Regions from separate parts of the Homo sapiens genome. Here regions 1 and 2 are each linked to region 3. A link is a contact called in ENCODE Hi-C or POLR2A ChIA-PET data. All regions are on one chromosome and are shown on one strand. The core of a region is the stretch at or near the end of the contact, and the rest is flanking DNA. Distances in the headings are between cores, read along the strand shown.

Region 1 (2,798 bases), core at 149-2,648, 240 kb before region 3:
CATGGCTTTAGTCTCAGAAACTCCCAGGTCTGGTGGCTTGTCCTGCTTCCCCCATCTGCTTTGTTCTTGAAAAGAAGGGGCTTTACGATATGATAAATATCTTTTTGTTGATTGGACAATGACAGGAGGAAAACTTTTGTTGTGTAAAACATCAATACATCATTCCTGTGTTTAGCAGGCCTTGCTTCAGCCAAAAAAATTAATGTAGATTTCCTCAGTAATTATCTGAGTGATAGAAAGATAATACAGTGCAGTAGTACAATAAATAGAAGGAAATTATCTAATATCCTTAATCTGCTAGCAATCGTATCGAGGTGGAGGTCTTAGCCACATTATGGCTAACAATTATAAAAGGAAAACTAACCCTTCCCAAACTGTAGCAAAAAAAAAAGAAAAGTTTCTTCAAGAAAAGAACAAGATCAGTGTTCCTAATTCTGAGTATGATTCAAAAGATCAGAGAGACTTTTACAACTAAAAGGACTATCCAAGCCCTTTCAGAGCTTACATGTTCTGGCTAATAACTATACTTTACAAACAACTGCATTCACTTAACCTAACACATGACCTTGATCTGATACATCCATAAAATGGTATGTATATCAAGACCTTCTGATGCAAAGTTCAAAGAAAGAGAAAAATGGTGGTTTCCTTTCGGTCTTCATGTAGTTTATTTTACAGTAAAAACCATCATTCTCATATTAGCAACCAATTTCAGACTTACTACCATGCCACTGAGAAAGTTAATTGAGTTTCACTCCAAAAAACAAATTCTATACCACTAACAACAAAAATTTAAATAAATTTAAATGAAAAGCCAGTGTTTTCATTTTAAGAACAGCATGCATAAAATGATCCAATTGTTTTCACCCCTTCCCAAGTTATCACATTAATGTAAAACCCAGTGATAGTTATATTCATGTCAAAACGATTTTTTCACTTCTTCAACAGATATTAACTCACAACATTACAAAAAAAAGGGAAGAGAAAAAAACAACATTGACACAATAAAAGATCAGGGAATTAGCTTTTCTGAAAGCAGACTATAATGGGGGGGGTACAGCTGGAGGTGGGGGAGGGTGTTTCCTGCCTTACTGTAAATGAAATGTTTAAAAATTTTGTATTTATGTAAAATGACTGATGCCTTTTCTGTTGTCTCTGTGGCCATCCCTAGGAAAAAGCTCATGAAAGCTGTCTACGTTTGAAAAGCCAGGATATAAAAGTATACAAGGCCCATTGTCCAAAGAAAGAATTTAAAAGCAACACCGGTTGCCAAACTGCGCTCCCCACCCAGTTACCAAACACAGGATACGGGTCCATTTGTTTACTTCTCACAATTGAATGCATACAAAAAAGGTCTCCGTGCAGTCCCCTCGGCAGGTCAGTAGTCAGTGTTAAAATGCTAAAATGCCCTGATAAACCTCGAGTTTCGGATCCCCTCCCTAGAGCTGCAGTCAAAGGTCTGTTTTCCTTTCTTCGGCTACTCCCTACTGCCTAACATAAACTGTCATAACTGCCCGGGACAAACGGCCCTTTTAAAACAATCAACTTAGCCTACCTCACCCGCACAGGATGGAATCTTTTTTTGTAGCTCGATTTAAAATGAATTCTGCTGTCTATTTTCCTCACCACTTCTGTCCAATATTCATGAGCAGTCACTTCAATAGCTGTATTGGGCCTACATCCTCTCTTCCTCCCCTACCTAAGAGCACGTATCTTCTTAAGGAAGGTCCTGTCTTGGTCCAACCCAATATGGAGCCAAACTTTCCCAAGGAAACATCTCAAGGCAACTTTAGGAGGGAAGGAAAAAAAAAAGAGCAAAGGTACATCGTTCTGGCCAAAGATCAGGTGTCTTATTGCAGAGGTAATCAAAACAGGAAAAAAAGGGGGTGGGGGGAGCCTGACAATATAAAATTATGAGCCGCTAATGACTGGGGACTCAGTAAATTAACATACTTGTTCCATCTGTCAACAACCAAGTTCAAACCTTGTTAAAATCATAACCACCAGTCCACATCATGAAAATGCTACCGTGTGACTCCATCTCATTTTAGCACAAAAGGACCACCACCTGCATGATAATTCCAGGAGACTGGTCCCTACCTCAGGAAACTACAGATCTCCTAAGCATTGTTACCCTGGGTCTCAGACAAATCCACTGGCACCATGAATCCAAGGAGACCCATCCACTGGTCTGCCTACCTCAAAGGATATTCAAAGCAACCTATCTCCTGGGTCACCTTTGCCTGGGAAGTGGATGACAAAGCATGGACCACAGCAAACCTAGCGACCTGGAGATGCAAGAATGTTCCTACAATGTCTTGCTTTCTCCTTGTTTAGACACAAAGTGTTCTCCTTCTCCCCTACACTCCCCACCCCCTGCCACTCCCTTCCCAAACTCAGGGACCACTATCATCTTTGTGCTCTGAGATGCTTTCCTTTCTGACAACAGCAATTTGGGAGAGGTAACTTTTATCCTTCTTTCTGCTGTGTAACTTTCCCCTTCCCATTTCTTTATGTGCCCTCTGAGCTCATCTGAACTTTCATGTTCTCCCAGCATGCAGACGTGCATTCCAAACTATGTCTCACAGACCAAATAAGAGGTTAATAAGAAGTGGCAACAGAAAGGAAAAACGCAATCCCTGGTAACTGATAAGAATGACAGTGGCAGCCCTTTTTTGTTTGTCTTCAAATATAGAGTTAAAGATCTTTAAAAAACTAAATTTTGATGCCTTTGAAAAGAAAGAAGCACAAAATAACAACAGGGGGTTATTGCCTGCAAGCCACAGGGGAGAAACTCC
Region 2 (2,700 bases), core at 112-2,611, 210 kb after region 3:
ATTACAATGGCAAATCCTGCAGTATCAAACCTAAGCCTCAGTTTCCCCAGTGGGAACATTCTAGAAGAAGCCAGCCATAACAACAGCAGGGGTAGTCCTATTAATTGATGACATCCATATTTTCCATGAAAAATTAAGGTTATGTAACCGGCATACATAACAGCTAATACGGGAGGAAAAATCAAATAATGTTTCAAAGAATGAAGAAACCAACTAGGTCACAACACTAAGTGCAATTCTTTTGAGATCTGTTTTCTGTGATGATTTTTGCCTGCTTTACAATTAGAAAAAAAAAAAAAAACAAGTAGTAGCCTCTAATGTAAAACTGAAAAGCCTTCCATTATTGGAAAAGGAGTAAAATAACAAAAGAGTTAAGAGAAGAAAAAAAAGGAACATATCTCTTGAGAGAAAACCAATGGTCCCTGAAGTAGGATTTAAAAGTGCTGTTTACATAGAGGCATCAGAAGAGCCCCTCTGTGGAGGTAAGTGTGAAGTCCCATAGCAGTGGAGCCAAATCTGTTTTCTAGAGAGTTCTCTTGGTCTCCATGTTCCAACTAGAAACAAAAGCCATCTTACCAGAGGCCTTTGTAGTTAGTTACAAATTACTTAAAGGAATAAAAATACAGGCCAAATTACTTGCTAAAATAAATAAAGCCCCCAGCCCCCAAATCATCTTCTAAGCTTATGCTCAAGTTAAGTTAAAAAGCAAACAGAATTTCAACATGATGAAACCCCATCTCTACTAAAAATACAAAAATTAGCTGGATGTGGTGGCACACACCTGTAATCTCAGATACCCGGGAGGTTGAGACAGGAGAATCACTTGAACCCAGGAGGTGGAGGTTGCAGTGAGCCAAGATAGTGCCATTGCACTCCAGCCTGGGCAACAGAACGAGACTCTGTCTCGAAAAAAAAAAAAAAAAAAAACACCACGAATTAAGGTTGTAGCACCACACTATGGTAAACCTCCTCAGTGACTCGATGTTATTATTTCGTCAGGTATGGTACTGTAGGGAGGGGAGAATGGCAGAAGACACAGGAAGCCTGTATGGAGCCTCATCCATCATTCAGGCCAGATCATGTACAGAACATACAGGCATCAGAGTACAAACATACTAAGTAGCCTTGTTTTCCAAGGTTATAACATGCTCTGGGGACATGCTCATTAGGGGGTCAGGAGAAGGAGCCAAGGGCATTTGGAGGCAGCCACTATTCCTGACTTTCAGATTCTCTTCTATCAAGGAAGAAGACCAAAATAAATAATTTCCAGGTAGTTTTAGCAGAAGTGCAGCAAGACCCAGGGGGTGAGTACACATCACAAATTCCCAGGAAGATCAACGCCATCCCAGCTTTGCCAACAACTGTTTGAGATGTTTCGCAAGTCAGTGAGCTTCTCGGAACCTGAGTTTCCCTTCTTATAAAATGAAGGCATTTGAATCCCATCTTTTTGAACAATACTATGTCATAATTTTATGCCTCAAATCGAAAAAAACACTTTGGGGGATAACCGAGAATTCCAGGCTACATCATCCAATCAATACAATACTTGGAGCACTTTCAAAAAACCCACCAAGGAACCAAAGCTACCATAACTTAAAAGGAGCAGAAACGAAATTTCAGATTAATATGACGTTGGCCAGTGACTAGTCATCAAGCATACTTCAGCATTTAGTTGTCTGAGCAGACAGGTGACTCAGCGGGAAATGGGTTACCCAGCCAGCCACGCTCATCTGACCCACTGCCTCAAAGTAATTTTTCCTCAATTTTCAAAACCAAGAAAGTAAATGACTAATGAAATGACTGAAGAATAACTTCCAGACAATTCTTACATTAAAAAATAAAACCAAACTTCAGCACAACAGTAAGTAGATGAGAAGAAAACAACCCGGCTCAGAGCTGTCCAACGTCTGATGGCCACAGTTCCTTCTGACAAAGGAAACGTGCACATTCCAGGGTGTGTGGAATGATGTGGTTTGGAAATGTCTCGAGGCGCCAAGGGAAGAGCTGATGATCAGGACAATGTCATCAAGAAAAGTGTCACGGAGCCCAAGTGGTGACATTTCTGTTGCAAATATGAGAAAGGAAAGGAACACGCTGGTCCTTCACCCTGGTGTTCAATGCGGTCGTAGGACTTTTGGATATTCTCCTGGGTACTTCCAGTTCTAACACCAACTAACATGTGCAAAGCCTGTGCTGCACTGCACATGAGGTACTCTGTCCATAGCATTTTCATCCACCCTCTTATTAAGCCTTATAACGGTGGCAAGAGTAAATGCTATTATCTTACAGATGAACGAACCAAGGCTGGTGAAGGGAAGTCCTTTACCCAAGACCACAGTCAGTGACAGAGCCACATCTTTCTGAAACCCAAGCCTCGTCCCTTAACCACCAGTGAATACTACTGAGTACCATTTTTCCAACAGCTCAAACAGGAAAAGTAGGAACGTTTGGAATGGTTCCCAAAATAAAGACAACCTGGCAACATAGAGTTATAATTCTGTTCAGACCTCTACGTTGCCTCCCACTGTCTAAAACCCTTGGCTTCTTGCGTGAAGTCAGGCAAACCCGGGAAGCAGAAAAGCAAGGACCCAAGTCACCCCTGGTAGTGCAGCTTGGAAATGAGACAGGACATCTCCCCCAAGACAGGAGACAAGGAGGGAGTTTATGACGGCATATGAGGCATGCACTCAGTCCTCCTAT
Region 3 (2,700 bases), core at 24-2,523:
GACGTGGCTCAGGCTCAAACTAGTATTTTACTAATCTAGAGACTATGTTAACCACACCAATCTGTGATATACTTCAGATGATTACAATCGACATATTCTAAGTTAGGGCTATAAACACATCCCACTTTCCTCTATGCCTTTTATTTAAACTGCAAATCTCCAAACCATCAGATTAGAGAACGGGTCAAGAGGGACAAAATGCCCAGGATTCCTTTTTCACTGCTCACAGGTTGTACTATGACCCAAACTTCACAAAAATGAGTGCAAGGGGTGGGGGAAAATGTGGTAACTGTAACAAACAAGAATGCTGAACAATTACTATTCCTGGAAAAATAATACAAACCATGTAAGTTCAGCCAGCCAGCAGACTGCTAGTTATATAAAGCCAGTAAATATGATAGGAGTGAGATTCAAACACAACTAACTCTTACTAAGGTCATCAATGACTTCCATATTGACAAATCCAATGGTCAGTTCTTTGTCATCATCTTTTTTGACCACTTGGCAGAATTTGATATGGCTCACAACTCTCTTCTTATTTATTTATTTATTTATTTATTTATTTTTTGAGATGGAGTCTCTCTCTGTAGCCCACGCTGGAGTGCAGTGGTGCGATCTTGGTTCACTGCAACCTCCGTCTCCCGGGTCCCAGTTCAAGCAATTCTCCTGCCTCAGCCTCCTGAGTAGCTGAGATTACAGGAATGAGCCACCATGCCGAGCTAGTTTTTGTATGTTTAGTAGAGACAGGGTTTCCCCATGTTGGCCAGGCTGATCTTGAACTCCTGACCTCATGATCCGCCTGCCTTGGCCTCCCAAAGTGCTGGTATTACAGTCATGAGCCACTGTGCCCAGCCTAATTTTGTTTTTTATCTAGAGACAGAGTCACTATAGTCTGTCACCCAGGCTGGAGTGAAGTGGTTATTCACAGGCAGGATCATAGCACACTATAGCCTCAAACTCCTGGACTGAAGCAATCCTCCTGCCTCAGCCTCCTGAGTAGCTGGAACTACAGGTGTGAGCCCCCATGCTCAGCTTTGTTTCCTACTTTAAACACTTACCTTGATGACTTTCTGGTTCACAATCTCAGAGTTTTCATCCCATCTCTGATCTTTCCTGTTCTCAATATTCTATGACTAAAACTTTTAATGGTGTTGGCTTTTTATTTTTATTTTACTTTTTTGAGACAGAGTCTCACTCTGTCCCTCAGGCTAGAGTATTGTGATGCAACTGTGGCTCACTGTGGCCCCAAGCTCCTGGGCTTGAACAATCCTCCTGCCTCAGCCTCCCAAGTGTAGCTGGGACTACAGGCACACGCCACCATGCCCAGCTAATTTTTGTTTTTTTTAATGTAGAGATAAGAGTCTCACTATGTTGCCCAGGTTGATCTCAAACTCCTGGTCTCAAGAGATCCTCCCACCTCAGCCTCCCAGAGTCAGAACCCAGATCCTGGAACTCTTCTTTTCTTCTTCTATACCACTGCTTCCTTGGTGAGTTCAGTCAAGTTTATGCCTTTAGGTATCACTTACATGCTTATAAATCCTGAATTTATAGACCAAGCTAGGACATTTCCAGGACTACATATCCAAATGCCCACTTGGCATCTTAGTCTGGGTGCATAGCTCAAACCTCCCATATCTACAACTACATTCCTGGTCTCCCTTGCTTACCTCCCCTACCTCCAAAACTGCCCCACCCACTGTCTTGCTGTATTTTAGTGATGGGAGCACCACCTTCTATCAGTTCCTTAGAACAGAAAGCATTTGTCTTCTGACTCCTCTGTTTCTGCCCATAAGCAATCCATCAGTGAATCCTATTGATTATATCCCGTCATTCAAGACAAAAATCTTAAGAGTCTTCTGTGATGCAACTTTTTCAAACTCCCCATCAATTTCACTAGGAAATCCTTTGGCTCAATGTTTAAATAAATTCCAAATTCAACAACTTCTCAGCACCTCCCCTGCCATTGTGATCCTGGCCATCATCATATCTCACTGGGATTATTCTAGTGGCCTCCTGACAGGTCTCCCTGCCTATGACCTCATCCACCCAAAGTCTATTTTCAAAACAGCTCCCAGAGCGATCCATTTAAAAAGCATGAGTGAGATCTTGCTCTACCTCAAAGCCCCTCAATGGCTCCCCAATAAGAATATAAAAAGCCCTAATGCCCTACTCAGTCTGGCCCTGTTACACTGTTATGTTGTCTCTTACTACAACTTGAGTAGCCTTAATCCAATATTCTGCAATCAAAAGTGCTCCGAAATCCAAAACTTTTTGAGCACAGATACAACACTCAAAGGAAATGCTCACAGGAGCATTTCAGATTTGGGATTTTGGGGTTAAGGATGCTTAGCTGGTAATGCATATATTATAAAATCTGAAAGATCCCAAATCAGAAATATTTCTGGTCCCAAGCATGTCAGATAACAGATACTCAACCTGTACTCTTCCCTTAAGGACACTGCTTCGGCCATACTGGCTGACTTGCTCTCTTTAGAATAGGCTACATCTCTGCTCACCTTACATGGACTTACCCTGACCACCCACCACCCTATTTACACAGCAACCCTTCCCTCTGACAATGTGACCTCCCTTATCCTTTTATATTTTCTCTACAGTATCTATCACCACGCCCTTGTTTATCACGCTTCGCTGGTTGTCCACTCCCTCTAAACCAATGAGCAGAGGGCTTGGTGGCTGTGC

Evidence for each region. A loop is a pair of places that touch in the nucleus more often than their neighbours do. ChIA-PET counts read pairs that join two places held with the same protein, here RNA polymerase II (POLR2A). Pooled maps may share reads with other maps.
Region 1: a pooled map shows a loop between it and region 3 (2.9-fold over the local background). The contact joins the enhancer-like site here to the promoter of FOXP1-AS1 in region 3. A Hi-C loop is called at or near these places in 3 of 50 pooled maps. POLR2A ChIA-PET finds 5 or more read pairs at or near these places in 7 of 52 experiments (BJ, PC-9, T-cell and 4 more).
Region 2: a loop to region 3 is called in a map with no recorded cell type, with 4 times the contacts of the local background. The contact joins the enhancer-like site here to the promoter of FOXP1-AS1 in region 3. A Hi-C loop is called at or near these places in 1 of 37 single-sample maps with no recorded cell type. POLR2A ChIA-PET finds 5 or more read pairs at or near these places in 3 of 52 experiments (CD8-positive, alpha-beta T cell, IMR-90 and activated T-cell).

The regions. Positions count from the first base shown.
Region 1 is chr3:71,047,758-71,050,555 of GRCh38, forward strand. The region is part of intron 9 of FOXP1 (forkhead box P1); the gene reads right to left. Among named protein-coding and RNA genes, the nearest start is that of FOXP1-AS1, 240 kb to the right of the region's middle. RefSeq lists an enhancer at 2,249-2,798. Within about 2 kb of position 1,399, at least 10 of the 41 ENCODE cell types and tissues checked have a DNase peak (open chromatin) inside an H3K27ac peak, as active enhancers do.
Region 2 is chr3:71,502,695-71,505,394 of GRCh38, forward strand. The region is part of intron 2 of FOXP1 (forkhead box P1); the gene reads right to left. Among named protein-coding and RNA genes, the nearest start is that of MIR1284, 38 kb to the right of the region's middle. RefSeq lists an enhancer at 922-2,121. Within about 2 kb of position 1,362, at least 8 of the 41 ENCODE cell types and tissues checked have a DNase peak (open chromatin) inside an H3K27ac peak, as active enhancers do; they include IMR-90, where a contact is called at or near this core.
Region 3 is chr3:71,288,485-71,291,184 of GRCh38, forward strand. FOXP1-AS1 (FOXP1 antisense RNA 1) reads left to right here and starts at 1,274. Exons shown (of 5, transcript NR_126463.1): 1 at 1,274-1,487. The region is part of intron 5 of FOXP1 (forkhead box P1); the gene reads right to left.